Linked DNA regions of Homo sapiens: region 1 is linked to region 2. A link is a loop called in an ENCODE intact Hi-C map of the cell type or tissue named here. Cell type or tissue: lower leg skin. All regions are shown on one strand. Each heading gives the region's core, and the rest is flanking DNA. Links, peaks and the distances in the headings are about the cores only.

Region 1 (15,570 bases), core at 3,538-11,537, 65 kb before region 2:
CAGATGCTTAAATAATTTATTTTATTTTTGTCCAAGATAGTTATTGTTGAAGCATGAGATTTTTTAAAAGGAAGATAAAAATCTAATGCTGCTTCTTCTCTTCCTTAAGCATTATTTTTCCAGGCTTCAACTATAGATATACTGAGCAAAACTGTAGAATTTAATCAGTTTCCTTTAAAAAGTCTATTTTGTTTCAGTTCTGGAAGTCACAGTAATGTGTTTAGGTGACTCTTGTGAAAATACAACCTGAAGTTAACTGAGGGAGTTCTCCCAATTTGTGTTTCATTCAATCTTTCCCACTCAATGAAGAGATTATGTTAAAGGTAGGAAAGAACATAATGTCTTAATTTATCTCTGACTTGGTGTATGTAATGCCAAAAACTAAAAAAGAAAATAATTAATTTAAAATGATGGAGGGTAGGTTTGAGATTGCTAAATGAATACCTCAATTACAGATACATCGTTAAACTAATGGTAGCTGTCTCTTTCTCTCCGTATATATGAAGATAATATATGTGTGTGAATATATGTAGAAATAATTTAGATTATCATGTTATTGATCTTTGATCCTTTAAACTAGGCTAGTATAGTAGTCAATATGGTAAGAAGAGAAAATTTATTTTGGTATTCATACTAATAAAATATATATGTAGTTGTATATACCTAAGACCACTTAAAAGTCTCACAAGTCTAATTTATAGAACAGTCAGCTCCATTGTCTTTTCTTGGAATACCCGAAATTCGGTTCTTGCAAATATGCTATGCACATCAATAAGTAAACTTGACAGCATACATAATTTAAAAGGAGCTGTATCTATAAATGATTTATTTTATTATATTACAGCCTTCAAAGAGTACCTTAAGTGAAGAATCATAAGGGTTTGAATGAAAGATTAAATAGTCTTTGGACCTTGAAACATTTGTTTGTGACCTTAACCCAAAAAAGACCGTGTTTTTAAGGAAAATAAACATAACACGTTTGTTAGTGGGAGTTGAGAGTGTAAAACGATTATGCTTAAAATAAGGAATAAAAAACAGCAAAAAAAAAGTATGTGTCTCTTAAGTCTTTCAAAAAAAAAATAGAAAAGATAAATAAGGATAAACTGTGACTCTGTCACATTAGTTCCATATACCGTAATATTTTCCTCCCACAAAGATCCTGCTAATAGTTTCTTTCACTGTCTCAGAGCCTATGTTCTGTAGCACAGAAAGTCCCTTTATAGGAACATTGTCTACACCTCGTATGGCCGAGAGCAATTCCCATCCCTAGTCTCCTTGTCAACCAGCTTTTGAATTGGCAGGACTTGGGAGGCAGATTATAAAGAAAGGATCCTCTAAGGAGAAAAGACTTTCATATACATGCATTTTCTCCTTCTAGTGCTCTTCACCACTAATAATAAACACTTACCCAATACCAGTGTGGACTGGGCTCTTGAAGCACTCTCCAGTTATGAACACCTACTCTACATAGCAACCTCATGACAGAGTTACTATTCCTAATTTTAAACTGAGGGAACTGAAGTAAAGATAGTCTAAGTACTTTCCCAAGAATAAACTTTACTGTTTACTTGGAATTCCACATGTCTGAGTCTCTAACTTTCCTCCTTCTCTTTTTATTCTCCTACTTTCTTTTCCTAATTTCTTCCTCCTTCTTTCCTTATCTTTTAACAAGCCTTGACAGTAAAACAAGATTTTTTAGTCCTTATGGGGGCAGGGAGTCAAGGGTAGCAAATGTGAGACATTAAATATAGCCTGGGTACATTATTTAGTGACAGCTCTAGACAACAACGAAGATGAGCAGGAGGTAAGGAAGCCACGTGGCATCAAATTAATCAATCTCTGAACTTAAGAGTTAATGACAGTACCTCAAACCTTAGAAGAGAAAATCAGGTCAGCACTGAGGACCTCATGTTTTGCTTAATTATTTAAGAAAGAAAAAACTGAATTTTTAAAGCTTATTTAGCAACACGACTGGCACTTCCATACATGAAAAGAAATTATGAGGAAAAAAAAGTGAATTCACTGTTATCATGGTTTTAATCTTTCCAGATGTGAATGGTTTTCCAGAGTCAGTATGGAGTAGTGGTTAGAAGTAAAACCTTTGCAACCATTCTGCCTGGGATTCAGTCCTTCCAGCACATTCCAACCCACTCACCTTATGCAAGTAAATTAAACTTTTGGGGATCCCTGATTTAAGAAAAAAAAGGTTAATAATGACCCTATATCACAGGGTTGTGATGAGAATGAAATTAATGTTAATTAGTAAATTTATAGAAAGAGCTCATATAATGTACTATTGTTGTATTATACAATAATATATAGTAGGTTCAAAATATGAATTTCTAGCTGTAATCTGGTACTATTATATCAGATTCTTCTAATTTGTTCAAAATTTTTATTTTTATATACATTGAGTTTCTATATTATCTTATTGTTCTAATTAATCATTATTTATCTTTATAACTTAATTTCTATTGAAGTCCTAATTGTCTCATTTATCTACTAAAGGAATTTTAATTCTAGTTTTTTTATAGTGTGCTAAAGCATATAATAATTATCATAATCATAAATAAGGTATTTAGGTGATATCAAAACTAAATTGCTGAGATTCATTCATAATGATGACAGGACTCAACACTTACACACTAAAGTACCTCAGTTTTAAATAAAGAGCAAAAGGCTTAGTTCCAGAGAAAGAAATCAGTGAAGTGGAGGATTTGATGTCGTTAGTATTACTATCATTGTTTCTATTATAATTATTTTAGTTTTGCTTTGGTTTGATGTCTGCCAGAAGCCAAGCAGTGGACGTGTGGCTCCATTTCAGCACCAGGACACTTGAACAGCACCATTGTGAGTCTTCTAACCACTCTGTGGCTCCTAGTTAAATTTATGCTTACCCTCTGGCACTTTTCACAGAGGGTCCTTTCAGTCAAAACCAGACAAATTATAGAAAAACAGAAAGCAAGGTAATAAGAACATGTCCTGAATCAATGTATAATAGTCTCAGTGATGCTTTTTCCTGGAATGGAAAGTAAATTACATACTGAAAACATGAAATGCAGTATTAAGGTACTGAAGATAGGCAGGTAAATAAATTTCTTCATCTTTAAATACAATTATAATCCAAGAAACATTGATCATAAGAAAACTCTAACATTGGATAGCTATCCATTTTTAATGCATTTGAGTCAGATAATTAGATTAAAATATTTTTGATAGATTACCTAGTTGGAATCCTGAAGTCTACATTATTTCCCAACTTGTAAGCCACCTGCAATGTAGCTGATCCCACTACTCTCTGGATAGCTCTTCTAGATGCTGCTTTATCTACCTGGAACTGAGAGATCAGATCAAACCCTATAGAATGGGAATACAAAATGAAAAGTCTAAAATGAGATTGGTTTTATTTCTTTCCACAACTTTCCCAAATAAAAAAAAAAATCAGGTTTATAGAAAGCATGCATTTTCAATAGGGTACATTGCTACTCACCTGGTAAGTCATCTTGGCCAATCCTGATCTTTGGACAGAGTTCATTTCCACCATTAGAATTGGAATTGACAGGGAATCCTGCAAAAGAGATAGCATGTCATTCTACTTCATCCACTCTAACTTAAAGTATAATAATAATAAAATAAAATAAAATAATAATAATAATAATAAAATTTAGAACCAGAAAATAGCAATTGACCACAAAAAAAAGATTTCAGGATGTATCAATAATAATAAATATTTAAAATTCAATATTATACCAGCTTGCTTAGAGGTAAAGTGTTTGGCTTTACCTCCATGCCTCTACGATTATAATCTGTCCACCTGCAACTCATCCTGGAAGGGGTGGATGCAAGGCACAAAGTTGCTCTAATAATCTGGCTGGGAAAATGTTCGTTTTGAAGAGGTTAGGCATTTGTTCCTTTTGAAACCAAAGCTGAATGGTGTCCTGAATGGCACAGGGTCAGAAATCTGTTTGGAAAATTCCTGGTGGTTTGGGCTAGAAAATGTTCCTTAAACACCACAAATTTTAGGATTCCAGTGAGATTCCAGAGCCAACCTTGGTCCAGTTCAGTGGGGCTTCTGGAGAGTAGAGTTCTTAGGAATCTTTGTCAGATATAGGGGCCTGGGGAAGTCTTGAGATTCACTAATCCTAAATAAAATATAGAGGATGGATTTGATTTCATAAATTCGTTCTAAGAGATCAAATAAAAGTCCCGACTAGATTAATCCTAACATCTTAGAACTGGGAAGAGTAAAAAGAAGAAGAAAATAATCATGAGAAGGATTAAATCCTCAATTTGATAAGAAATCATAGAATGGAATTGTGTTCTCCTTACACAAATGGAAGGTCAAAGGGAAGAGAGATTTTTCACCACCACAGAAGGCTTCTTGGAAATATCCAACCTCAGTGCCTTGCTAAGATTCATCTGACAACAGAGACTCTCTAGACTTCAAAAAAAGTATTATTCAGTTACAAAGCATAGGCCCGGCGCTGTGGCTCACGCCTGTAATCCCAGCACTTTGGGAGGCTGAGGCAGGTAGATCACCTGAGGTCAGGTGTTCAAGACCAGCCTGACCAACATGGTGAAAGCCCGTCTCTACTAAAAATATAAAAAATTAGCCAGGCATGCTGGCACATGCCTGTAGTCCCAGCTACTTCGGAGGCTGAGGCAGAAGAATCACTTGAACCTGGGAGGCGGAGGTTGCAGTGAGCCGAGATTGTGTCATTGCATTCCAGCCTAGGTGACAGAGTGAGACTTCATCTCAAAAAAATAAAAATATAAATATAAAAAAGCATGGGCCTAACCATAATGGTACATCAAACATGCTCTTTATACTCTCCTCACCCCAAATTGTTGAGGTCCATCCATCCATCAGTCTATTTATTCATTCATCCATGTATTCACCCAACATTTACCAATCACCATCTGTACTAGGCACTGCACTAGGCACTGCAGCTCACAGATTGGCCTTCCTACCAACTGTGATTACTGACAGGACTTACTTTCCATACCCAGCATTGACCATGGAAAACCAGAACCTAATGTATCCCTGTGCCCCAAAGCTGGATTGAAGAGTGAGGGTGTGAAGGACTATGAATGCCTCACTCAGTCTTCAGTCAGCCACAGCCCTGCCTGATCATTTCTGGGAATAAGTGATCTTTGAAAGTCTAGAAACTATGGCCCTTACTGGGGCGACGCTTGACAGCTGCAGATGCCCAGGGTTCCAGGAAACTGCACACAAAGAAGAAAACTGGAATTTTCCTGAAGAAGAGAGAAGAAAAATGACTGAAACAGGAGTCCCCGCAGATGGAAAACACTTCCATATTTTCAAACCTAGTAAACCTAATTAATGTAAGGTGATCAAATCACAGTATAGTTTTTTTTTCATTTCTTTTTTTTTTTTTTTTTTTTTTTGAGACGGAGTCTCGCTCTGTCACCCAGGCTGGAGTGCAATGGCGCGATCTCGGCTCTTTGCAACCTCCACCTCCTGGGTTCAAACGATTCTCCTGCCTCAGCCTCCTGAGTAACTGGGATTACAGGCACGTGCCACCACACCCAGTTACTTTTTCTATTTTTAGTGGAGACAGGGTTTCACCATGGTGGTCAGTCTGGTCTTGAACTCCTGACCTCGTGATTCGCCCGCCTCGGCCTCCCAAAGTGCTGGGATTACAAGCATAAGCCACCGCACCCAGCCTTCATTTTTACTTTGAAACCCTACTGAGAGATGTAAGGAACTCATGTTTCCAGACCCCACTGTCGTTGTTGTTTTATTGATCTCACCTTCTCGGTATCTACCTATCTCACTGTTTTGGTACCTATTTCTTTGTCTCTGGTTTCTTTCACCTTTGATTTCCTTCCTCTCTTTTTCTGTGGCCGTCACTTTCTCTCCCTTCCTCTGTCTGTCTTCGGTTTTTTGTGTCTGTCTTCGGTTTCTCACGCTTGCCCTCTTGTCTTACTCTCTCATCCGTCTCTCTTTCTGTCTCTCACCTTGAGGCTCACCTACTCTCATCTTACCACTGCTGCAAAAATACAGACCCTTGGTTCTGAGGACCCCCAGCTCCATCTCCCCACCACTCTTTCCAGGGTTATTGTCTTACCAGCAGGTCTTCATTTTCCCAGTTGATTTTCTTTGTTTGCCAACAGTCCCTATGAAGAAGGGGTTGGAAGGGAGTCACTGTCCCCTCACGACCCCTTCACTGTTACCCTAGGACTATGTGTTCTGGGCCCAGCCTTGGTCCCTCCTGCCCCCGGTGAGGGCTAAAAGCAAAGGGAGAGAACCAGAGGCATCTCGTGACACTTTAAACTGAAGCAAAGGAAAGGGGTGGGGAGAAGCAGCGCTCTGAGCCCAGGCCTAGGGGTGTGTCCTCAAAGCTAACAAGGTTATACTGAAGGAGGGATTTACAGGGGAAAGTTTGCTGAAAAGAAAAAAATAAAATCAGGATGTGGGGAAATTCACCAGAAAGATCCAGGCAAGGTGCTATAGGAACACAGTAGATGCTTTTAGATCTGCTATAGGAGTACAATGGCAGCTTTCAGAACTGCTATAGGAATACAGTGGAAGCTTTCAGAGGGCTGAGGTTCCAGTAAAAATGTGCCCACTGGGAGGCAGAGGTGTGGAAACTCGTGGGAGCCTTGGTGCCCGATCAACCTAAGTTTCAATCCCTGTTTATTCTGAAGCTTACTAGCTGTGTGTCCTTGAGAGAGTTACTTCACCTTTCTGTAACTAGATGCCCTAACTGTAAAACAGATTGAAAATGCTTACATTAAAACAATGGTTTTGAGAATTAAATGAGGTATCAAAGGCAGAGGGTCTAACACCCAACAATCATTATTTGTCATCGTCTTCATAGCTAACGCTTCATTATGCACCTCCGTCTGTTGAAAATGCTCAAAGCTTAATGCCATTTAATTCTCACAACAACATTATAAGGTAAGACTGAAGTTACCCTTATTCTCCAAATAAGAAAGTTGAGGAAGCAGAAAATGAAGTAACTTTTTCAAAGTGCCATGCCTATTACTAAATACACATTCCCTCTCTCTACCTCATGGATAGAAATCCTGATAAAATGTAACATCAAGCCCCCTACTTGTTGTTTATTCTTAAACTCTGAGACTACCAGAGTTGAGCAGAGGACACTGTATCTGGAAAGAAGCAACATATTATCCTCCGTTAACAAGGTGAGAGCAAATTACAAGGAGCACAAACCTAGAGAGAGGCATGTTATCAGCATCGCTACCACACATGCCATGCCGTCTCTCCAGAACCTGAGCACCTAAAGAGAATTCCCTATAGCCCCCACATCACCCCCGTTACCACCCACTCAGCATGGCCAACCTCTGGCCTTGTCTTGAGGGACACGGGTGGTTACTCCAAAAACCAAGACTCTAAAGGTCAGAAGATCCAATGATCTCAAAAATCACAGTACAAGCAAAGTAATTTTTAGGTGAACTTTTTTTTTTTAAGAGACAGGGTCTCAGGTCTCGCTCTGTCCCCCAAGCTGGAGTACAGTGGCATAATCATAGCTCACTACAGCCTTGAACTTCTGGGCTCAGGGGATTCTCCCACCTCAGCCTCCTGAGTAACTGGGATGATAGTCATGCACCACTGCACCTGGCTTCTTGAAATTTTTAAATTTCGTTTTCTAATTGATTTAATTTTTATTTAATTACAAAACAATAGCGTTGCTTCTTATTTTTCATTTGTTTATTTCTTTTCCAAAAAAGTCCTTTCAGTTTCTGCCTCCCCCAGCTCACTGATGAAATGTAAATCAGGCAAACTTAATATCCATGCTTTTGCCCTTTTATTTTCTACTCATAGCCCACCTGTTGGAGTCCTGTCTCTCTTTCCCAGAGGGACACCCATTTCCTCATGCTGTTTGGGGCTTTCTACAAGTCCCTGTCATTTGCCTTCTGTCTATCAAAATTCCCATTCCCTAGTGCAGCCATCCTGGCTCTGTGACAGAACTACAAATGACCAGATCTTAGCTTATTTGTTTAAGTCAGTCAGGGCTCATGAGAAAGAAGCGGTCTATTAACCTCAGAGGAGAAACTGCAGCTGGGGACCTTCCTGACATCCTGAAGTCACAGGAGGTAAGCCAGCCAGAGATTCACAGGGGAAAAGGCATTTTCCAAAGGGACTGTCCATTGAAGCTATTTATTTGCATGATTGATCCTCTCATATTACTTACTCTGGTAAGAAAGGAGAGAGGGATTTTTCATTATAATGAAGTGTTTGGGAAATCCTTTCATTGCTTTAGAGATCTCAATTCCGCATTTGCCCCTCTCCTTCCCACTGTAATGAATCCTCTTCAAGTAGAATTTGAAATCAAGTGAGGGTGCCTTTTAATTAAAAATGAAAGGATAGAGAGAAAAATAGGTTTGCTTATAGGTGGTGTGGCTTTTTTCTAGCTTGGCAGTTTTATTTAAGATGGTAGGAGCAAGCAAGAGCTATTTTAAGAAAGAAAGTAGGCTGGGCACAGTGGCTCACGCCTGTAATCCCAGCACTTTGGGAGGCCAAGGTGGGTAGATCACCTGAGGTCAGGAGTTCGAGACCAGCCTGGCCAACATGGTGAAACCCCATCTCTACTAAAATACAAAAATTAGCCAGGCCTGGTGGCACGCGCCTGTAGTCCCAGCTACTCGGGAGGCTGAGGCAGGAGAATCGTTTGAACCCAGGAGGCGGAAGTTGCAGTGAGCCGAGATCACACCACCGCACTCCAGCCTGGGTGACAGAGTGAGACTCCATCTCAAAAATAATAATACTAATAAAAAGAAAGAAAGTAAATCCAGGCCAGGCAGGGTGGCTCATGCCTGTAGTCCCAGCACTTTGGGAGGACAAAGGCAGGCGGATGACTTGCACTCAGGAATTGGAGACAAGCCTGGGCATCATGGTGAAACCCCATCTCTACAAAAAATACAAAAATTAGCCGGGCACAGTGATGCACACCTCCAGTCCCAGCTACTCAGGAGGCTGAGGCAGGAGGATCTCTTGGGCCTAAGGAGCTTGAGGCTGTAGTGAGCAGTGATTGCACTACTGCACTCCAGCCTAGGCAAGACAGTGAGGCCCTATGTCAAAAAAAAAAGAAAAGAAAAAACAAAAAACAAAAAAGAAAGTCGATCCAGAGAGAACAAAGATATATACAATATTATTTAAGGAAATTTTTTTTCCTCCCTCCACTCCCATTTTCTATTAATCTTGTTTCCTAACGCGACATTAGAATCTCACAGACAGCAGTGCAAATGCCACACTATTCTGGTCTGGGTCAGTTGCACCCTAAGGTCATAGACGCATAAGCTTTTTCACCCTTAGCATTATTTCCTCACCTTACCTAACAGTTTGGTTCTGAAAAACCATGTAGAAATGAAATGTGGTCAATCATATCAGATTATAAATGAACTAAGACAGCTTAATATTTAAAATGATCCATTTTATAAATAGAAGTGTTTTGTATAGAACAGTTATACTTTTCTTTGTACCTCCTCTCATCCCTCCCCCACATACTTTTTCACAGAATGCACACACACTAATCTCCTTCTTCTTATAAATCAAGAATATTATTTACTTAAAGCTTAAATCGGGGAACATCATCACAAATAATCATCTTTCTTGATCATCTGCTTTCTTCCCTTTGTTTATTCAATCATGTATTGAGTAACTATATACAGTAGTATATGTATCAAGTATGTGCTGGGAGGTGAGGAAGCAAAAAGTGTGAATAAACACAGCCTTGCCCTGAGGAAGCTGACAATCCAGCATGGAGGACCAATATGAAAGCGACCACAATTCAGAGAATAAGAAGGCTGTAGTGTCACTGAGAACAAGTATTAGCATAATCCAAGGGCATCGGGAAATTTTTAATACAAGAGATGAAATCGTGAAGGATACTAAGGCTACTAAGAGAATAAGTGGGTGCAGTATGTTTTAGACAGAGAAAACAGAAGATACTATAACAAAAAGGTAAAAGAGGACATTTGGGAAGCAAAGAATCCTTTCATTTGGTAAATATCTATTGATGCCTCTTCTACCATGCTCCCTGAGTGACCTTAACACCAGAGAGACAACCAGAGAAAGATCAGGTCCCTGCCCCTATGCAGCTTACACACTGGTGGGAAGAGAGGTACTAAACACATTTACAAGAATAGACAAAATAATTTCAGGTGGAAACATTATGAAAAATATAAAAGAAGACAATGTGTCATAGAGTCTGTAGAAGGTTTAGAAGCTGGTCTAGGTTGAGGGGTTAGGGAAGGCTGCTTTGAAGTCGTTAATTTTGACTCAGACCAGATGAGAATAAAGAGATAAGATTGGTGGGTAGATTGGAAAAGGGGTGGGGGACAGGAAAACTACCTGGTTTTGAGCTTGAGCAACTGAGTAGATGGTGATGTCACTTTCTGAAATCACAAGTAGGAGGACCACGGGGGAGGAGTTGGGTAAAGGATCTTGAATGACATCAAAAGAAAGCATAGACATTATTCTGGCTGTTATAGGAACTGAGAGAAGAGTTTGAGGCCAATAATGACTTTTTTGGATGTGTCTTTAGAAAGACAGTTCTGGTGTTGCTTGGAGGATGGATTGAATGGGCTTTATTACTACGTATACAGATACACAACCAGAACAAAAGTTTCAGAAAGCAATAGTTACTCATATAAATGTATTAAATTACTTTATAATCAGTGAAAGGTCAGTAAAATGTAGAATTATAAGTGCCTAGTGACTTAATAGGAGGAAATATGGAAGGTTAAGGAAGGAAGTAGGAACCTGGAATAAGAAAGCTAAGTTTCATTTATAGCTCCGATGAGTGACTTTCTTTGTTTTCACCATTGGGAATCTTAAATGAGGAAAGTGTCGTATCCCTTCCAGTTATCTTTATGTTAATAAACTAAGTGAAGATTGGACAGAACTAACAAAGGAATTAGTCTCCAATGGTGGACTTCCAGAGTTTTGAGATTAAACTTTGAGAGGTGAGAAGCCTTCCTGATGCCCCTGTAATCTTAAATTGGCAGGTGTCTCTAAGTGAGGCCATCCCTCTTTGCCTGCCTATCATTTTAATCTTTATACTGTAACTGGTTCCTTTCAACTCTGGCCTTTTATTGTAGCACTTTTATCAAGTCTGCAGCTTCCCAGCTACTTGGGAGGCTGAGGTGGGAAGAACACTTGAACCTAGGAGTTCAAGACCACTCTGGGCAACATAGTGAGTCCCTGTTTTTAGAAAAATAAATAACCTTTAGCTTTTTGCTATAGAAAATATCCAAATAGAGTCTGGACAATGCTGGATGTAAAGAAAACTGTGAAGCTACCTCTAAGCATATTGTTTGTAAATACTGTGTACCATTTAGAGGATAACATGGGGGATTCACATGAAGTTATGTGAAAATATTTTATAAGGAATAATACCTAAGTGCCTCTCTTACAGTTCTCCAGTAGAATGTATTTTCAATTTTTGCCACAAGGGGGAGAAGTTATTTTTATAGTAATATGTACATTTTTTTATTTTAAAAATAGAATTCACACAACTTTACAGCATCTATGAACATTTTGCTATCCTAATTATGTGTGTGTGTGCATGTGTGTAAACAAGATTCTGAAAGTCTTGCATGAGAAAAATTTCAAAGGAAATTAATAACAAAACCAAAACAGTTTTGAAGAATGTGCACAGTGGACACAGGAATTGAACAAAGTTTACCATGATTAAAATTATGTTTTCTTAGTTAAAAAATAAATAAATAAATGTAATATATTCTATTTTCTGTTTTATTATATTTCATTTTTGAGTGATGATAACCAAATCAGTGAGTACATTTCAGGACCAACTGATGGGTTACAACTCATGGCTTAAAAAACATTCGATTAGAAAAGAGTAGACACTAGAAGTGCCAAAGGATCTCTTTCCCCTTGTTTCCTGGTATGGGCACAATAGTTGGGATGCCCCATGAAACTCATAGAATAGTAGGGCAAGTTCCTTAGTTTTAACATGACTATATATATTTTTTAAAACATTCTTTTGAAGTAGCTGTAAATTGAGAGTTTTAATTAAACATACCACAACCCCCATATTTAATGAGTTCATAGGTTAAATTAAAGAAGAAGTATTTTTAAAACTAGCTTCCTAATGGTATTTAATTTTAAGCTTTATTCCATCTATCTTTACTTTAAAATAAAAGACCCAAGATGCCTAATGGCACCTACCAGTTGTGTGAGGATGCTGCAAATTAGTCACAGCTAGAGCCTGAAATTTATCACAGAAATCTCTGGCTGAGAGGCTGATTAACAATTAGAGTTGCTAAAACTAGGACTCCCACAGTTTTACATTGGGTTCAGTTTTACTGTAAAGAAATTTCACCATAATCAAAGCTCTATTTTTAATCTTCTTATTTTGGCCCAATACTTGTAATTGTAGCCTAATCATCTATAGCAAGCACATAGAGCCCATGGCCGTTTTTTCTCTGAAATCACTCACAAACAAATGTGTTCTCACCATAGAACATTAATACAAAAACAGGTCATTTAATGTAAAATTCCCCCACTCCTAAGCTTTTCAGCATATTACTTTTGCTCTCTCTAAAGTATGAGCATTTCCATCTCCCCAAGGAGGAGAAAAATCAATTCCCCTCCATAGCACACGTGCTTCCAGGAGCTGTTGCTGCATTTGCTGCCTTGTGAGTCTTAGGTCTACAGCAGCTGATTCATGTCCTAAGCCTCTTTTGCTCCCTTCAATGAAACACACTTATTGGCCCAATCAGTATGTTTCTTTACCTACTGTAAAGCCCTGAATCTTGTCTCATCAATAATACCTTCCCTTTCATAATGCTCTATGGTTTTCCAAGACCATTTCTTACCACAATTTCATGGCTTGTTAAAAACATACTCCTGGGCATTACCCCCAGAGGTTCTGGTTCAGGATATTGAAGATCAGTCTGAGAATTTGCATTTCTAGCAAGCTCCCAGGTGATGCCAATCTCCTGCTGATCCACTGAGAAGTGCTGCCCATATAGGTCATGTTTTCAACACCGTTAGGCTACCTCTCCTTTGTTACAATTGGCATTGACTTGTAGACTGTAAGTGTATGAGTATTTGTTTAATAAAATTTTAAAATAATTATCAGTTGAACCCATAACTCCTACTGAGAACTTTTGATCTCATGAAAGGAAATTGTATTGATTTCCTTACTAGACATTAATTAAGGAAATTTACATGGCAGAATGAAGTATAGAAACCTAAGCCTTCTCTTCTGCACTATTGTCCTTTAACAACCTACTACTACTAATAAAAGTGTGTACCTGAATTGCACGTTAACCTTTACCAATAAAATGTAAAAAGGTCATTGCTTCTCAAATACCTCGTTCTCTTTTATGAAATAAACTTTAAATATACCTTGTTTTAGGTTGCATCTATGAAGTTTCATATGCATTTACTAGCTTTCACATGCTGGGAAAATGTTTTCTCTGCACTAGGTGGCAGTATAATCCTGAAATTTGAAACCTAAGCTAAGGCATCAAAGACGAATTTGATTTCCAGTCTTCAAGTAGATAACTTTGATTTTAAGAAAATATTTCATTCTTGGTTATTTTCCATATGTATAAATTGAAGTATTGTAATTGACTTCTTTTTAGGGTTCCTCTCAAAAAAATGTGCAAATACAATGCACCCTGAGGTTCATGAGAGCCTACTGAAGGAGAAAGACACTAAACGAAAGATTAAAATTAACTCTGCCTTCATAGATGAGCCATCCACTCTGACCTCACTAACCACCACCAATTTCAGCCTTATAACTAAACAGAGCCAAACTCAAGGTTAAGAATGTGGGCTCTGGAACCAGATTGCTTAGGTTCAAATCTCAGCTCTACCACTTTCTAGCTGGGAGACCATGGAGAGGTAATTAACCTTTCTGACTCATCTTATTTATCTGTAAAAATGAGTAATGAAAGCACTTACCTTATAGGTATACTATAAGGATCAAACTAGAGCCAAAAACAGTACCTGGCACTCAATAAATTTTAGCTACAATTTTTCTTATAACTCACTCTCCTCTGCTTTCTTCTTTGATTCAACCCCAATCTGTCCAGTAAATGGTGGTTCATTTAGATCTTAGAAGAGTGTGGCTGTGCTAAATACTAAAAACTATCCTAGACAATATACAACTACTCAAAAAACCCATTATAGATAGCAAGGTAAATCAATTGAAAGCCCCCTTCTCCCTTCCATATGCACATCTTTGTCTGTTTGCTACACTTTTATGATTCTTCCTCCTGTAATACTGCCCTTGATAAGTCCTTCAAGCTCTTCTCATCAATAATACTTTCCCTCTCATAATACTATATGGTTTTTCAAGAACATTTCTCATCACAGTCTCATTTGTACCTCGCAACAATCCAGCAGGACAGATGTGACTCTCCTGTTTTCCTGGTGAAGAAACAGGTGAAGAGACCTGTATGAGTTCATGGTTATATGTGACAAATCTACTGACTGACTCCTGAACAGATACAAATAAAAGGCAACTCCAGTAATCACTGGTGAACCAGTCAAACAGCTATTTACAAAACACTGCATACAGGAGGACCGATGCCTACTGATTAGTCCCCTTTTGGGGACATATGTGTATATACATATATATATATATATGTATATACACACACACACATACACACCACACATATGTATATGTATACATATGTGTATATATACATAAATGTGTGTATACATGTATATAATTGGTTTCTTCATTTTAAAATATTATATGGAAAAGTAATATATGTATTTGGTAACATGTATTGTATTTAAAAGTAAGATATATATTTGGTAATAAAACAGGATGACTATAGTCAATAATAATTTAATTGCACATTTTAAAATAACTAAAAGAGTACAACTGGATTGTTTGTAACACAAAGGATAAGTGCTTGAAATTATGGATACCCCATTTACCCTATGATTAGTACTTATTGTATGCATGTATCAAAATATCTCATATACCCCATAAATATATATACCTATTACATACCCACAAAAATTAAATGTTAAAGAAGTAATATACGAACATTTTGGAAAAGTGGAAAATACAGAAATAGAAGAAAGAGAAAAAAACATAGTCTCACCACCCAGAGACAACTCGCTATTAACATTTTAAGATGTTTTCTTCCAGTCCCTTTTCTACATACAAGCTGTGGTCATACTCTACACAGTTTTACAACTTCCTTAAATGCACACTACTTAAAACACTCATGCACGTGCTTTCACAAAATTTAAATGCAATCATATAGCACATATAAAAAGATAGCAAAACCCAGATGTAAGAACTTTGCCTTGAAGTCAAGATTATAGCTTTTAATTCTAACTGCTGTAACCTTGAGAGAGAAAACAACTATAGAGAAAGAGACACTGAGTAACTGGGAGAGGTTCTTCCAGCAGGTCTTGGTTTTTGAAAGACATTCTTTTTCTCACCCAAAGCCATGTGGGACTATAAATTTGAAGCCAACCACCTAACCACAAAACCACAAAGGCATGTGTAGACATTCCAGTGGCACCAAAGGGCAACCACAGGAGAGTCCTGCCTCCTATCGTTTCTTAAATCCAAATAT
Region 2 (15,570 bases), core at 3,316-11,315:
TTTAGCACAGTATCAGAAATTCAAGAGAGTATTAAAAATGCTGCTCTTTTGATGACATTTAGATATATATAAAGTTCAGTAATTACTTCAAAGGATGACTTTATGAAAAGAAGAGTTCACAAAATTCAGACCTTGGAAATAATCTACGAAATTGCCAATACATTGACACTCCTTAGAGAAAATATTTAAAGCTGAGTTATAAGTTGCTAAATTAAATGTCTATTTTTAAAAGGACAGTTGTATGTATGCCTGTTATCAAGATATAACTTAAAATGTAATTAATGCTTTCTTGCAGCTTACAAGTTAGTGGTTAAAACAGATATTAATCAAATAAACAAATTAGTGCATAATTATAAACAATAATTTGGATTTTACTTTGTCTTTATCCTCTAAGCCACTTGTCTATAATACTTTCCATCAACTCGGTTAATAAAAAGGTGCACACACAATGGAGAAATTACAATATAAGGCACAAAGCACTGGCTTGAAAATCAGTTGATTCCTAGCTTTCCCACTAACCAAGTGAGCTTTCTGAGTTCTTTAAGCTCTGTAAGATTAGTTGGTGTCATATATATCCTTGTAGGGTTCTCTTACATTTAAAATCATATAAATAATTTTCCAAGCCAGACATTATTTTAGATCCCCAAAATTAGCTATTTCATAATAAATAAAGTCTGTGTCTTCCAGAGGGGAAAAGGGATTTTAAATGATTAATGTATAAAGAGTTTATACAAATGGCCGGACGCGGTGGCTCATGCCTGCAATCCCAGCACATTGGGAGGCTGAGGCAGGTGGATCACTTGAGGCCAGAAGTTTGAGACCAGCCTGGTCAACATGGTAAAATCCTGTATCTACTACAAATACAAAAAAATTAGCCAAGCATGGTGGTACACACCTGTAATCCTGGCTACTTGGGAGGCTGAGGCATGAGAATCACTTGAACCTGGGAGGCAGAGGTTGCAGTGAGCCAAGATCACACCACTGCAGTCCAGCCTGGGTGACAGAGTGAGGCCCTATCTCAAAAAAAAAAAAAAAAAAAGCAAACAAAAGAATTTACACGAATAATAAATAAGAAAGATTATAAGAATTTAATAGACTTAACTTTAAGAAATACATAATGAAGAATGTTCAGTATAATTAATAATGTACAATTTTAGTTGTAGCAGGAAGGATGGTTAAACTGGGATGTTGAAATCCTTTTCTCCAGCAATCTTTAAAAATCAAGTCGTTTCCCAAGAGTAGTGAGATGACTTAAGAAAGGAGAGAGTTGATATGAAGTATCAGGCACGTTTCTGCCCTCTGAACATTATCTGAGATACTGCCGTCATACCTGAAGTGTTTTTTTCCGTAAAGGAAGAGTTCTTTTTAATTGTCCACAGCCGTACATTATTAATCAAACTCTGTCTTTGAATCATAATTCATGCTCAAGCCCCTAGAAGTTAAAAGCGTGAATGAAAATTTATAAAAATTTGAAAACTTCACTCAGGAGGTCATTGAGAGTACATTAAAAGGCATTTAGTTTGTTTAGATGTAATGTATTTTATTATTAGGGCTGATTCACACTCACTGTAATACTCCAGGGGGATTAACCACATTAATCTAATTATGAGAGTTTCACAGCACTCTTAGCAGAAAGACATTCACCAAACTTCAATTATTTTTAGAAGCTCTATCTTTGAATGTGATTTAAAATGTGATTAAGTTCCCTTTTGTGTTATCTAAACTGAATAAAGGCATTGTTTAAGCTTATTCACAGACAAAAGAATAACTTTATTAATTTTTGTTTCCTCATACAGCTTAAATCTAACAATGAAAAATATATGCTTTTATTTATATCTAATTATATTTTTCATTATTCTGTAAACTAAATGCAGGTTTCATATTGGATTGTCTTGAACCCAATAAAGTACAAACATAAAATGGTTTTATTTTCTTCCCTTTCACTGCTTTCGGACTTACTTTGTCAAATCTCCCTTTCCTGACCCCTTACAACATCTTGGGTAGATCCCATAGCTTTCTGGTGACTTCGAATATTAAAAAAATCCAGTTAAGTCTAGGTCGGTTTAATATTTTAGATCTTATACAGTATTCAATTTATATTCATATCCTTGCTTTCCAGACCTCTAGTCAGCTGCATCGTGAAGGATGTGGAGGTACCCAGGCCACTGTGTGTTATTTCACTCTTTCAAAGAGGTAGTGAAGCAGGATATTTCCCTGGCCCCTTCATGGGACTCACAAAGGGGGTGCCTTGTTTCCTCAGCCTGCAGTTCTCAACTCCTCGCAGGAGGGAGCACGCAAGCGAATAAGGTGGGAAATTGTGTGCCCGGGCACTGGAACTAGCCAGCCACTTCAGTGCTGGCAGTGGCAAATTCCACTCACTTGGAGCCACTGCGCTCCACCCCTCGTGGGAAGGCGCATGCAGGTGAGCAGGTGCAGGAGCCAGGGCAAGCACTTTTGGGTGTGAGCAGGAGCAAAGTCTGTGCAGGCCCCAACAGCAACATCTGGGAGGGTACCTGTGACCCCTGAAGTCCCAGAGGGAGTGTTACAGTGCTCTTTTAGTGCTGCTGTCCACAGACAGCTTAAGTGTTAACAGCTCAGTGGACCCTCTACCTTTTGGTGTGAGGCAGCTGCCTTTTGCCAGAGAGGGCAAAGGGTCAGTGTGACAGCCTTTTGTATCTGCACTCGTGGTTCCTGAGTTCTTCTGTGGCGTCCAGGAGGAATGAGGTCACATGAACAAATTGAAGGATTGTAAATGTGGGAAATTTTATTGCCGATGGGCATGGCTGTCAGTGGGAAGGGGAGCTGAAAAGGGGACAGAGCTGGAAGGTAATCTTCTCCTGAAGTCCAGGAGTCTCCAACCAGATTCTTCTCCCAAGTTACACGGTCAAGCTGTCCCTCTGGAATCAAGCCGCTTCTCCCCGACATCCAGCTATAGTCTCTGATGTCCAGCTGCTTCTCCTCTCTCTGTCAGCTGGGTATGAGGTTTTTTATAAGCCCAGGATGGAGGGCAGGGCAGGCAATGAGTGGTTTTGGAAAAGGCAACATTCAAGTGGGAAAACAGGGATGTAAGTTCTCACTTCTGGCTGCGGTTTCAGGCTTTTCAGCTGGAGGGTGGGGCATTTGCCAGGGACCCGCCCTTTCTGCCTAGAATTTCTCTGCCTCCTGCCTCTATCGTTGTATCCATAGGAGCAGAAATATGATATTGAACAAATGGAAATAGTGGCTGAGACCAAAACCAGTAGTGTTCATCAAATTTCCATGTTCTCACCAATGGAATGTAGGGGAGATGAGGTGTCCCTTCTGGTATAGCAGTTAAAATCAAGTGTGACTTCTGCATGTTGACTCTCTCCTAAGGCTAGCTGATTAAACACAAAGCACTCAACTCCAACATGGCAGTGTTAAGCTGGATGCAGCCTGGCCCCTGGGTTGCCGCTGGAAGGGAAGTGGTGTAGGAGAGCTACCAGGCCAGCCTGCAACAGACTGCAATGTAAAGGGAGATATGTCTCTGTTTCATTAAGCCATTGAGAGCTCAGCAGTTTTTTGTTATTATGACATAATCTAGCCTATTGTGATTAAGACAAAAATAGATCTGGAAGTGAGGCACAGGAGGCAAAGAATGGGCTACACTGGAGATATCTAAACAGAGAAAGGAAGAAGAGAGAATGATTGTATGAGAGAATAACAAGTTGTGTGAGCTTGCTTATAAATAGTTGAGAAGGAACCAGTAAAGAAAGAAACAGGCAATGCAAGAAACAGGGGAGCTAATAGACAGATCTGTTCTCATGAAGAGAAGTGAAAGGTTGAGATTAAGGACTCAAATGAAGAGATACATCTTAGAAGGTGTCTTTGCTCAGAGACAAGAGCAAAGGAAAGTGAAATGGGAGAAGAAACCAAAAAACAGAAGGGGGAAATGATTGAAAGTTGCAGAAAATGTAATAAGCCGCAAAAGGGACCATTTTTAGCCACCTTCTGACAGAAGTGTAATCAAAGCAATTTCCAAGTGACTGAGCTTATATTAATCTTCTCTCACACACTTAAATTTATTCGGCTTTATCCCTACAGGCCACATGTAATACCTATTCTTAATTTATGCTAAGCCTGATATCTTCTAAATCTTACATGTTTTTAATGCAGTACTAGACAGAGTTATTCATGCTCCATGCACACTAGCAATATCATAAATTCAGATTTGGAATTACTGAGGTATGAGAGAGCTTACCAACCTGAACTCAACAGAAGTCCAACAGCATTATGCATAGGTTTTACAGAAAGAGATTTTGTTTGAATTGAGCATCAAATAGAAGAAAAAGATACATAGCATTTGAAAAAAAAGGTTTTAAAAACAATTTACAGAAAAATATATTCTGCCTTATATTAAAGAGATGGGAAGAAAATAAGAAAAGGAGGGATAGAGGGAGGAAGGGAAAGTTACCAGTTTAAAATTTTTGTTAAGTTGTAAGATACACTTTCCTTCTACTTCTGCTCCCTCCCACTAAATTCCCAAACCCACAGTGACCAAGTCAGTGGACATGTAGCCATGCAAACTGACTGTTCCCAATAAATCCCTCAACAGATTTGGAAATATTAATTTATTTTATATGTGACAATATCACTCTTTAAAAACAGGTGGTGGGTTTTGTGTCAGTTATCTTATCAACAGATCAGACTTTAGCATCTTCAGGGATCTTATTTCAAGAGTACAGAATAATTATCTATTGGTTTTCATACAGTTAATAATCAAGCCCCTCTCTCCTTCCTTTCGAATATCTCATATCTGCCCACTTCTTTCACTCACACTGTCTCACACTCTATTCAAGCCCCACATCACCTTACACCCAGAATTCCTAGCTCTTTAGAGTTCCCAGCCCCTGTCTAAACTAAACACCTCCTTAAAGCATTATCTTCATCATGTCATTCCCAGATTTAAAAACTTGTAATGCCTCCTCAATGTGTATAACAGGGGATATTTACCTGGCGTTCACAAAAAGGTTTCCAGAGGACTTCTGAAAGCACTGAAATTCTGTGCAATCATTTGTGTGCTGTGAATTATTTTGCTGGTAAAAATATCTAGTTTCTTCAAATCCTTCTTGAGGTCCTACAAAAGGCTGACAATCATCCATCTTTAGGGCAAAAGTTAAGCTCAATGACCAGTATTCAAGAGGTGAGATCAAGCTTGCATTTCACTCTCGTCCCCTAAGTCAGGTCCTTAGGTGGGTAAGTTCTCCTCATCCTATACATTTATTTATTCATTCAACAAACATTCATTGAACACTTCTATGTTCCAGACATGATTATAGGCACTCAGGACACATAGATGAAAGAATAGCCTCCTCCCTAAGGTATTTCCAAACTCTTATAACAACTCCCCTGTCAAGCAGGTGGGAAACTAGGTCTATGGCTGTGCTTGATATTTCAGAAATTGGAGAAAGGTATCAGACTGGGATGAGAGAAAGGGTCCTGAGAGCTCAGGAACAAAATGTAACAAAAGTAACATCCACAGAGATCCTCTAACACATCAAGTCCAAAGGAGAGTGAAGAGCAGAGAAGTGAAAAATCAAGCAGAAACAGAATCCAAAGCTCAGCCAAACTAGAAAGAGCAAATGGATTCAAGAGGATAAAGAAGAGATGGGGCCTGTAGGAATTCTCTGGAGTGCCCATACATAGACCCAGATTCATTTCTACACAGTCTCCAATGGTGTCAGTTCAGTGGGAGAGAGCTGCCAGGACTCCAAGAAACAGCAGAGGGACATGAGACACTAAAGTCTGCTGAGAGAGTCCTGGAAGGCTTTACAATATGCTGGTCACATATAAGGTGACCCTTCAAAGAGGAGTAGGATTTTGTCAGATGGACAGAAGGGAGGGCAGGACATTCCATAAAAGGGAACGTTCAATGCAAAGGCCCAGAGTCTTAACATAGCATGTTTGGGAGAACAAAAAGTGATTTAGTATAAATGGAGGCTTGGAGCAAATTATTTAGAGATGATGACTGATACTCTCCCTAAGTATATAGATACTTGACAGTCCAAAAGAAAATTAGATATGTAATTCAGAATTTTAGAGCAGAAATAAGTGGAGTTTGCTAGACAAAGCCCCTCTAAGTAACTATGTCTTGGTGAAGATTTGTCTCACCCAAATTAACTAAGGGCAAAGTCAACACTAGATTTCTTGTCCACTAATCGACTTTGTTTGAAGTTGCCTGTGTGCCACACAGCCAGCTCTCACACCAGATTCAAACTGTTTGGCCTCATATTAGAAGTAGGGCCTTCAGGAACACACATACACACACAACATCCAATGACTATAAGGTCGGAGGGCAGGTGGGAAAATGGTAATTTTTCACTTCAATAGTTTATAATACTGAACATCTTTGAATGTTCTAATAAGAAAAAAACAAGAGAAGACATAAAAAGAATGAGGTAATACTATTATCTCTGCCAATGACAGAATAGGGGTCTAGCATTGTACTTGTTGCATAGCCAGTGGTGTGCTGGCAAATGTTTAACAGCCAGTATGCAGGGAAGGAATGGAACAGGGAGCTCATCTGTAGGGTTTTCCAGTTTCTATAGTGTAAGTATGCTTCTGTGGCTGATTTCAAGCTACCACTGTGGTATAATGGAGATGCTAACAATTGGTTCTCAGAAGTTAGTACAAGCTGGTTTAAGTGCACCACTGCTAGCAGAACTCAATAAGCATCCAGTAGATCCATCAACAACGAACCAACCACCACCTACAGGGCCTTCAACTTCCGCTGGCTTCAGTCAATGATTAAGCCACAGCTGCCCATTCCTGGCAGACAAAATGAAATAGTTAATCTATCTAGCTAAGAAGTGCTGCACTTCACAGAATATAAAGAGGCTAAACCCTCCTTTCCTAGCACTACGGCCCTCCTCTTCCCTACCTTAGCTCACCAGCATGGACTTGATCTTGGTCTAAATGATGCTGTTGTCCATCACACTTCCAGGAACAAGTATGACAAAAGCATTGGCCAGAACCAATGAAAAGATTCCTTTTGGAGTACTTAAGTCATTTAGCCTTGCTTGTGAAATTATTCTGAAATGAGGCAGGTGGAAGTTCAGCAGCAGTCATGCCAAAATCAAAGTCAAGTATGACATTCAGATATAATACTGAATGGGCTGGGCATGATGCCTCACACCTGTATTCTCAGCACTTTGGAAGGCGGAGGCAGACAGATCACTTGAGTTCAGGAGTGTGAGACCAGCCTGGACAACATGGTGAAACCCCATCTCTACTAAAAATACAAAAATTAGCTGGGCATGGTGGCAGGTGCCTATAATCCCAGCTACTTGGGAGCCTAGGCAGGAGAATCACTCCACCGGAGGTGGAGGTTGCAGTGAGCTGAGATCTCACCACTGCACTCGAGCCTGGGCAACAGAGTGAGACTCCATCTGAAATAAATAAATAAATTTTTCAAAAAGAGATAATACTGAATGATGAGAGGCGCCTATATGGAAGCCTGATGATATTCACAAGCAACCAATAGAAAGGCAGCAGTTTATTTGCCACTATTAACATCACTGATGGTGTTGCACCCTTAATATAGATGAATATGGATAAAAGTTCTGGAAAAAGTGCTAGTCTGCTTGCTTTCTTAGGACCTGAGCCATTCATCCCCCAGTCATGCTAAAGTGAGTATTTGAATGGTCTTTTAAAGAAAGGCTTTCTAGGGCTAGAAAACTGTGCTGGTAGCTTCCTCTGCAGGCCTTAACCACTTTATCAGCCCATCTGGCACTTCTATAACACTCACTGGGAGGCTTTCTGACTCTCCTAGCTTCAACCTAGCATTCTGATCTGCTGAATTGACTTTCTGATTCAACCGGGCCACCCTTCCAGCTCTCTGCTGCCCCCTTCTGTCGCCAAGCAGTAACGACTACGTTGGCCCCATCTTTTGGACAGGAATCTTGTACTCAAAACCAGTGACTTCTCTGTTCTTTCCCTTTTGGCCTCTGCATGTTTCTCTGAACTGTTAACAACTCTTCCTGCTTTGTACTCTGGTTTGGCTTCAAAGACAGCTGTCTCTCCTGGACTTTTTCACAACTTCTCAGTTAACATTTGTGAGTCCTTTCCTGAATTTCCTCTTTTTATCTCATTAATAAAGAACATATTCAAACAAACAATTCAAGGACATCTGCTTCTTTCCTTCTATACTCATTCCTAAGGGAAATTCTTCCCTTTACAGATTTTCAAACAACAGCCTCAATGGAAGTCACAGATTTCCATTACGAGAGCTAACATTTCATTTTCTCTATAGTCCTACATTTTTCACTTTTTTTTTTCACAGTCCTTATTTATACAGATTTCTGGGTTGGAGTTAGTTTAGCCAGCTGGTCTGGCCCTGGCATTCTAGCGACTAGACTATGATGTCTAGACCTCAAAAGGGCAAATTGTGTAGGTCTTTCTGAGAAAATTAGAATATTACTTCCCGTGTGGATGTCCAGGAAACTTCCACTGGAAATTTATCAAAACTGGGGAGATGATGATTAATCACATCCAAAGAATAAGCTAATATGTACACAAATGAGAGAAAAGTGAAAATAGGAACATTGTCTTGGTATGGACAAAGGGTTTGCTATGGCAGTCACCAGGCTAGTTTGTGTAGCCATGAGTTGAGGTTTCCTAACAAAACAAAGAGGTTCTTACCTCCAGAATGCTACTGGACCCACAAATATCAGGGACAGATTTGATGACTTCTTTAAGTTCCCTTCTTTAGGTTCTCACCTAGCAGTCTATAATTTTAGGATTGTGGAGAATATTAGCAATAATTAAACATGGCAGCCCTTAATCAATGGCATTTAGACAAGAAGATGATGCATTAAACATGCTGTTTTCACTGTCCTCCCCATCTTCACCCCTGTGCAGCCCTGTTAAGAATGAACACATTAATAATTTACAAACGCGCACATATGCTAATCTATTTTCTAAAGTGATGGAAAGATTCATAGTTTGCCAGTGTCCGTTCCAAACAGCATGATTTATTGAGGATTAAGGTTTAAGCTTATCCTCTCTAAATTCATCCTCAGTAATAAGATTTTGGTTCATTTGAATGTAAATGCTGCAGCTGAGTATCCAGAAGCTGCGTTTATTTAAATCCCTATCCAAGATATTACTGAACATGTTGCCTACATGTCTGACATAACTTTTTTGAAAGTAAGTTAACATTTACTCAGAAGTGAGCTGAGTCCACAATCAAATCACCTCATTTCTATTTTAAATAATTGTACTTTATTTCACCTTTAAACTTACCTTGGGTACGTTCCACTTTTATTTTTTAAAATAGTATTTTTCTGTCGCTGAATAAAACCAGCTGACCCAAAGCAACTTCTATGCTGACAATTTGATCAAAGTAGATCACTCTGAAGTAAGCATGACATATTCTGAGTAACGCAATATGCTTATTACAAAACAGCGTAAAAATGGCTTCATTACAATGTCAGTAGATAAAGACATTACTAATATTGGATTTTACATATTCTAAGGAAGGAATGGGACAGACTATTTTTGGCTTTGAATGTGACAGACATAATTTCATCAGTCATAAAAATAAACCCATGGTATGCAGATCTATCATTATATAAATGTGGAAAATTATACTCAAAGTTTAATTTAAAGCAGTGAATATAACCAATATTTGATATACATACATATCAGAATTTAAGATTGAACGTAGTTAATATTACTGGAAAAAAATAATAAATTATTCAATTATCTTCTGTTTACACTGCACCCAGAAATATTTTGTAAAATCTCGCCTGCTTCAATTGTAAGTGGTTAGAAACTAGCAATAAATTAGTAAGTCTTGAATTCCTAGGTTTTAAATTTCAGGCAGCCAAATTGAAAAAAATACAAGATTGATAAAGTCATAAAAACTTTATGTAAACACATAGTTCACTGCTTTGAATTAAAGAGTAAACATAAAGATTAGTCACTAATTTGCTGATGGTTCTTAACATTTCTTGGACATCTGCCAACATTTGTACATTTAAAGCTAGTAAAGAAACCAGAATTTCTTCAATCTTGCCACTAGATGGCATAGACTTGGAGACTCAGCCTTGGCTTAAAAGTAGTTTAAGCAAAACACAAAACACAGAATCTTTGTATGGTGGACATAGAGAAGAAAAGTTTGTATTAACTTGGGTCAAAGAGGATAAGAAGAAGAATAAATAAATAATATTTCCCTACATCATATTTAAGTTTTCCGTATGAAAGTTTAGAATACAAGAATTTTATAATTTGTCATACATGGGAACAGGGAAGAAAATTGGTGGTAAAAAATAAAATATATTCCTTGAAATTTATCCATTTTTAGCTATGAAAAAATTACCACAGGATAGGGAAGGATTAAAACCAGTGATTCCCCCTTTCCCCACTTTTGGAATGAACACAGGTAAATATATGCATGCAACTATTAGGAACAGATTAAAAATTAGTTGAATTTAAATTGAAAACATCTGGTGATCTATTGTGCAATTTAAATGCCTTAAATTTAGCTTTTTATTGATAAATATTCATGCTGATTTTCATTCCAAATAACATTTTTAACAGCTTTATTGAGATAAAATTTATATACCATAAAATCCAGCCATTCAAAGTGCACAATTCAGTGCTTGCTAGTATAGTCACAGGGTTGTACAACCATCACCATAATGTCAGGACATTTTTGTCCCCCTTGAAAGAATCCCTGTGTCTATTGGCTGTCATATCCATCCCCCTCCCTGTCCCACCTCATCAGCAACCTCTCATCTATTTGGTGTCTCTATGGACTTGCCTATTCTGGATATTTCATATAAATAGAATCATACAACATATGGTCTTTTGTGACTGATTTTGTTCATTTAGCATAATGTTTTCAAGATTTATCCGTATTTCAGTATGTATCAGAACTTCATTCCTTCTTAGGGCTGAAAATATTCCATTGTATAGATATCCCACATTTTCCTTATTCATTAATCAGTTGAACATTTGGATTGTTTCTACTTTTTGGCTATTATGAATCATACTACTATGAACACTGGTGTAGAGGTATCTGTTTGAATTTGTTTTCAAATTTTGGAGTACATACCTAGGAGTGGCATTGCTGGGTTATTGGTAATTCTGCTTAACTTTCACAACAGCTCCACCTTTTACATTCCCACCAGCAACGTACAAACATCTCAATTTATCTATATTTCTCCTTGGCAACATTTACTATTTCTGGGGTTTTTGTGTTTGCTTGTTTGTTTGTTTGTTTGTTTGTTTTGTATTGCCATCCTAGAGGGTGTGAAATGGTATTTCATTGTGGCTTGACTTGCACTTCCCTAATGCCTGATGATATAAACCATCTTTTCATGTGCTTACTGGTCATTTGTATATTTTCTTTAAAGAAATATCTATTCAAATCCTTTGCCTATTTGTAACTGGGTTGTTCGTCTTTTTTTATTGAGTTCTATGAGTTCTTTGTGTATTCTGAATATAAATCTCTTATCAGACACGTGGTTTCCAAATATTATTCCTGTGCTGTGGATTGTCTTTTCACTTTCTTAATGGCATCCTCTGTAGGGCAAACTTTTAAAAAAATTGTACATAGTTTAATTCACCATTTTTTTGGTCACCTTTGCTTTTGGTGTCGTATCTAAGAAACTATTGTCTAACACAAAGTCACTAAGATTTACTCCTATGTTTTCTTATAAGAGTTTGATTGCTCTTACATGAGATTTATGATCCATTTTGAGTTAACTATGTACCTCACATACAGTGTGAGGTAGAGCTCCAACTTCATTCTTTTGCATTTGGATATAGAGGTGTCTCACCATTATTTGTTGAAAAGACTATTATTGCCCGATTACTGAATTGTTTTGGTCCAAGTAACATTTTGTATCTTAAATAATTTGCATCGTTTGAAAGTAAAATTAAGAAGTATTATACCAGATGCTTTACTGAGGCTCAAACATTCAAAGGTTATACATTTCAAATAAGTTTGTGATTTCAACACAACTCTATGCCTAGCATCAGTAGATATGCAATAAAATGTTGATAAATGAATAAACATACAAACCTGTTTAATTTTTGTTTTCAAAAATCAAGTTATGTATCTCCACCTTCATTTTGCTTCATATATTTTATTTACAAACTACAAAATTCTGAGATTTCATAATACAGGACACTAGTAAATTTACTAAATGCTTGTTGATGTCTATTTGCTTCTTGATAAAAGTTGTTAATGTAAGAAAACTTGTTTAGAAGACTACATATATTGAAAAAGCATCTGGCTAAGTGGTCCAATTTACCTGGAACCTTTTTTTTTTTAAACATTTCTCATCAGTGCTGTCTCTCAAACTAACCAATCTGCTGGTAGCAACCACACATGATATACAAAATGCATCATCAACTTACCTAAGAAAAGTTAGTAATTACTTAAGAAAAGTACTATACAATGTGAGGATCATAACAATTAACACCAATTATTGAACATTGTACAGGTACTTTATGTCTGGTTAAGCTAATGGCCTAGAGTGGCAAAATTAGTATGCTGTGGAACCTGTGCTGAAACCCAGATCTGACTCCAAAAACAATGTTGCTGGCCTCTTTATTGTGTCATCCGAAGACAGTATGGATTGTGTTAAATTCCCCTATGAAGACCTAACACAGGTGTCTCTAGATAAGTAGACAGGATTTGTATTTATAATGGTAACACTGAGGAGGTTCAGGGGCGCATAAGATCCCCCATTTCAAAATGTGTTCCCCACCCAATATATTACTACAAATGTACACACAACTGTAAACAGCATAACAGAATGTGAAGCATGACAGCATTCATCATTTGTTCTTTTATTCATTCATTCAGCAAATATTTAGAGTGCTGGTTATGAACTAGACATTATCCTAGGCATTGGAGATTCATCAATAAACAAGACAATGTTCTTGCAATCATGGACCTTCTTGAGAGTGAATAGACTGAGATAAGAAATACAGGTATCTAAAAATAGAATAAGATCATTTTTGGTGGTGAAAAAGCTATGAAGAAAATTCAAAAGGATGATTAAATAAAGAGTTATGAGAGGGGAAGGGCTACTTTGGCTCAGAGAGTCAGCAAAGGTCTCTGTGAAAGTAATATTTGGACCCATACCAAAAACATGAAAAGGAGTGAGCTATGTGAAGATCTGGGAAAAAGGAGTTCTAGGTAGAGGGAACAGCAAGTGAAAACACATGGAGGTGAGAATGAGCCTAGCTGTTGGAGGAAGAGATAGAGATAGGTGATGGAACATAGTAGATGAGGGTGAGAGTGGTGGAGATGAAGTCTGGACAATAGGCTTCACATAAGCTCTTGTCCATCACAATAAGGAGTTTGGTTATTAATCTAATCATTTTGGGTAAACATTAGAGAATTTTAAGCAAAAAATAATATTGCCAGTGAATATGGTGAGAAGTAATTCAAGATATATTTTACAGGTAGAACCAGGAGAGCTTGTTGAAGTATCATATATACAGGTGAGAAAGAGAAAGAGTTAGATTCATGAAGCCAGGTACTTACACTGTAAAACATAATTCATACTTCTATTTTTGCAAAATAGAAATTGCAAATTTCCTAACATTATTGAAATTAAAAGAAAAACTGTGCTTCCTCTCTTCCTCGTCTTCTGCATCTCATCCCCACAGAGAATTGTATCATCATCACATCAGTTTCTGCATTCCAATAATTTTAGTCACACCATGCCTGTGCTGTGAATGACACATAGTTTATTGTACCAATGTGCTATGCACAGGAGGAAAGACAGAGTTATTCTTTCCAAGAAAACAAAAATCAACTATCTTGCCATATTCACCAAAGTGCTTTTCCCTTAAATAATTGAGTGTGTCCCTAGTGGTAAACGCGTCTGGGATTACTTGCCCCATCCATAGCCCCTTCTCTGAAAACTACTGATAAGGTTTGGCTCTGTGTCCCATCCCCCACAACTCACTTTGGATTGTAATAATCCCCACGTGTGATGGGAGAGACCCGGTGGGAGGTAATTGTATCTTGGGGGCGAGTTTTTCCCATGCTGTTCTCGTGATAGTGAATAAGTCTCATGAGATCTGATGGTTTTATAAAGGGGAGTTCCCCTACAGAAGCTCTCTTGTCTGCCAGCATGTAAGACGTCCCTTTCCTCTTCCTTTGTCTTCCACCATGATTGTGAGGCCTCCCCAGCCATGTGGAACTGTGAGTCCATTAAACCTCTTTCCTTTATAAATTACGTGGTCTCGGGTATGTCTTTATTAGCAACATGAGAAGAGATTAATACAACTACCTTTACCTATAATCTCACCCAAGGAACCAGCCCAGACATCCATGTTTGTACCATGTAATTTCATTCCCTACCCCCAACACATACGCGATTGGATCAGGATTGCCGGCTAGTTTATTAGTAGATAAAAGCGTTGATAAAGCAAAGACAAAGAGAGCCCACTAGTGTTAGGTTCTGGAACTGACAAGTCACGGAGAGAGAACTTGAAACCATACCAAGGTGAGACAAAGCCAAGTACATGCTGCAGTTATGGGGAAAAGAAACTGTAGCGGGTCAGGAGACGGGAAAGACCAGACCGGTATAAAGACAGATAGTGGAAGACCAAAACATAGAAACAAGAGAGCATGCAGACTTAGAATTCAACAATCTAATGGTTTGGGTGGGTGTTTTGCAACCAGAAGTCCTGGCTGAAACAATCCCCTACTCCATTCAACATATACAAATACCTGACTTTAACTCAACTTTTATTAGGAAAAAATCTAAAGCCTGGCTATAGTGGGCCATTGGTGGATATTTTTGACCAACTGACCTATCTTCCATTCAATGAAACAAGATTCTGTCTCAGAGTATGGATCTTCCAAGATAGCTCGAGATCGTCAAGATCATTAAACCCTCTGTGACTCATGGAAAGGGAAGGAGTTTAAAAATTTTATCTCCTCTTTCCAAAAATCCCTAACTGGTATTCCATGACACTTAAAAAAACTTTCATGATTGAAACTACAACAAAAGGCTTTTTTTTCTGGCCAATATTGCATGTACTATCACTAATTTTCTAGCTGAGATTAGAATATGTATAGTGATAAGATGAAGTATATGAAAGTTACATTATCATATTGTGCTATATTGTAGAACCAAAACAAAAAGAAATTGTGAAGGTCTGTCACTGGAAATGTGTGAGAACCTGATAAGAAAAAGGGAGTCTGGAATGTGACAAAATCCATGGATAAATATAACTAAGTGTAGCAAAACTCGAACAATAGATATTCTGGGCACTAAAAGATCTAAAATAGAAACAAGGACAAAATGATATATTTTTAACTGTATATTCACACACATACTGTATTCCTATGTAGGTATGCCCTATACATATGTGTATATGAATACATGAAGAAAAGGCCAGGGGAAGACACACCAGCTGATAATAACTGTGATTACCTCTGGAAAAGCTACATGAGTGGTCAACAGGGACTTGGGCTTCATCTATAATGTCTGACTTTTTTTTACATGAAATACTTACATCATTAAACATACTTTTTAATTATTTAGAAAAATATTGAACAAACAAGAATGAAAA

What was found. Peaks named below come from ENCODE experiments on the same cell type or tissue, not always from the same donor. Only the 100,000 strongest peaks of a DNase experiment are listed, where the experiment ranks them.
Region 1: it touches region 2 in a loop (2.4-fold over the local background); 76 of 110 quality-filtered maps call a loop at or near these places.

Annotation. Positions count from the first base shown.
Region 1 is chr6:70,296,819-70,312,388 of GRCh38, forward strand. It overlaps COL9A1 (collagen type IX alpha 1 chain), which reads right to left and starts at 6,266. Exons shown (of 38, transcript NM_001851.6): 1 at 6,093-6,266; 2 at 5,183-5,256; 3 at 3,491-3,568; 4 at 3,225-3,357. The coding sequence starts at 6,106. In lower leg skin, for the core only: no CTCF peak of the experiment used is centred there; no DNase peak of the experiment used is centred there; H3K4me3 peaks cover 195 bases.
Region 2 is chr6:70,361,666-70,377,235 of GRCh38, forward strand. The region is part of intron 1 of LOC105377848 (a long non-coding RNA gene); the gene reads right to left. Among named protein-coding and RNA genes, the nearest start is that of LINC01610, 25 kb to the right of the region's middle. RefSeq lists a silencer at 14,341-14,635. In lower leg skin, for the core only: a CTCF peak has its summit at 7,925; a DNase peak (open chromatin) is centred at 7,854.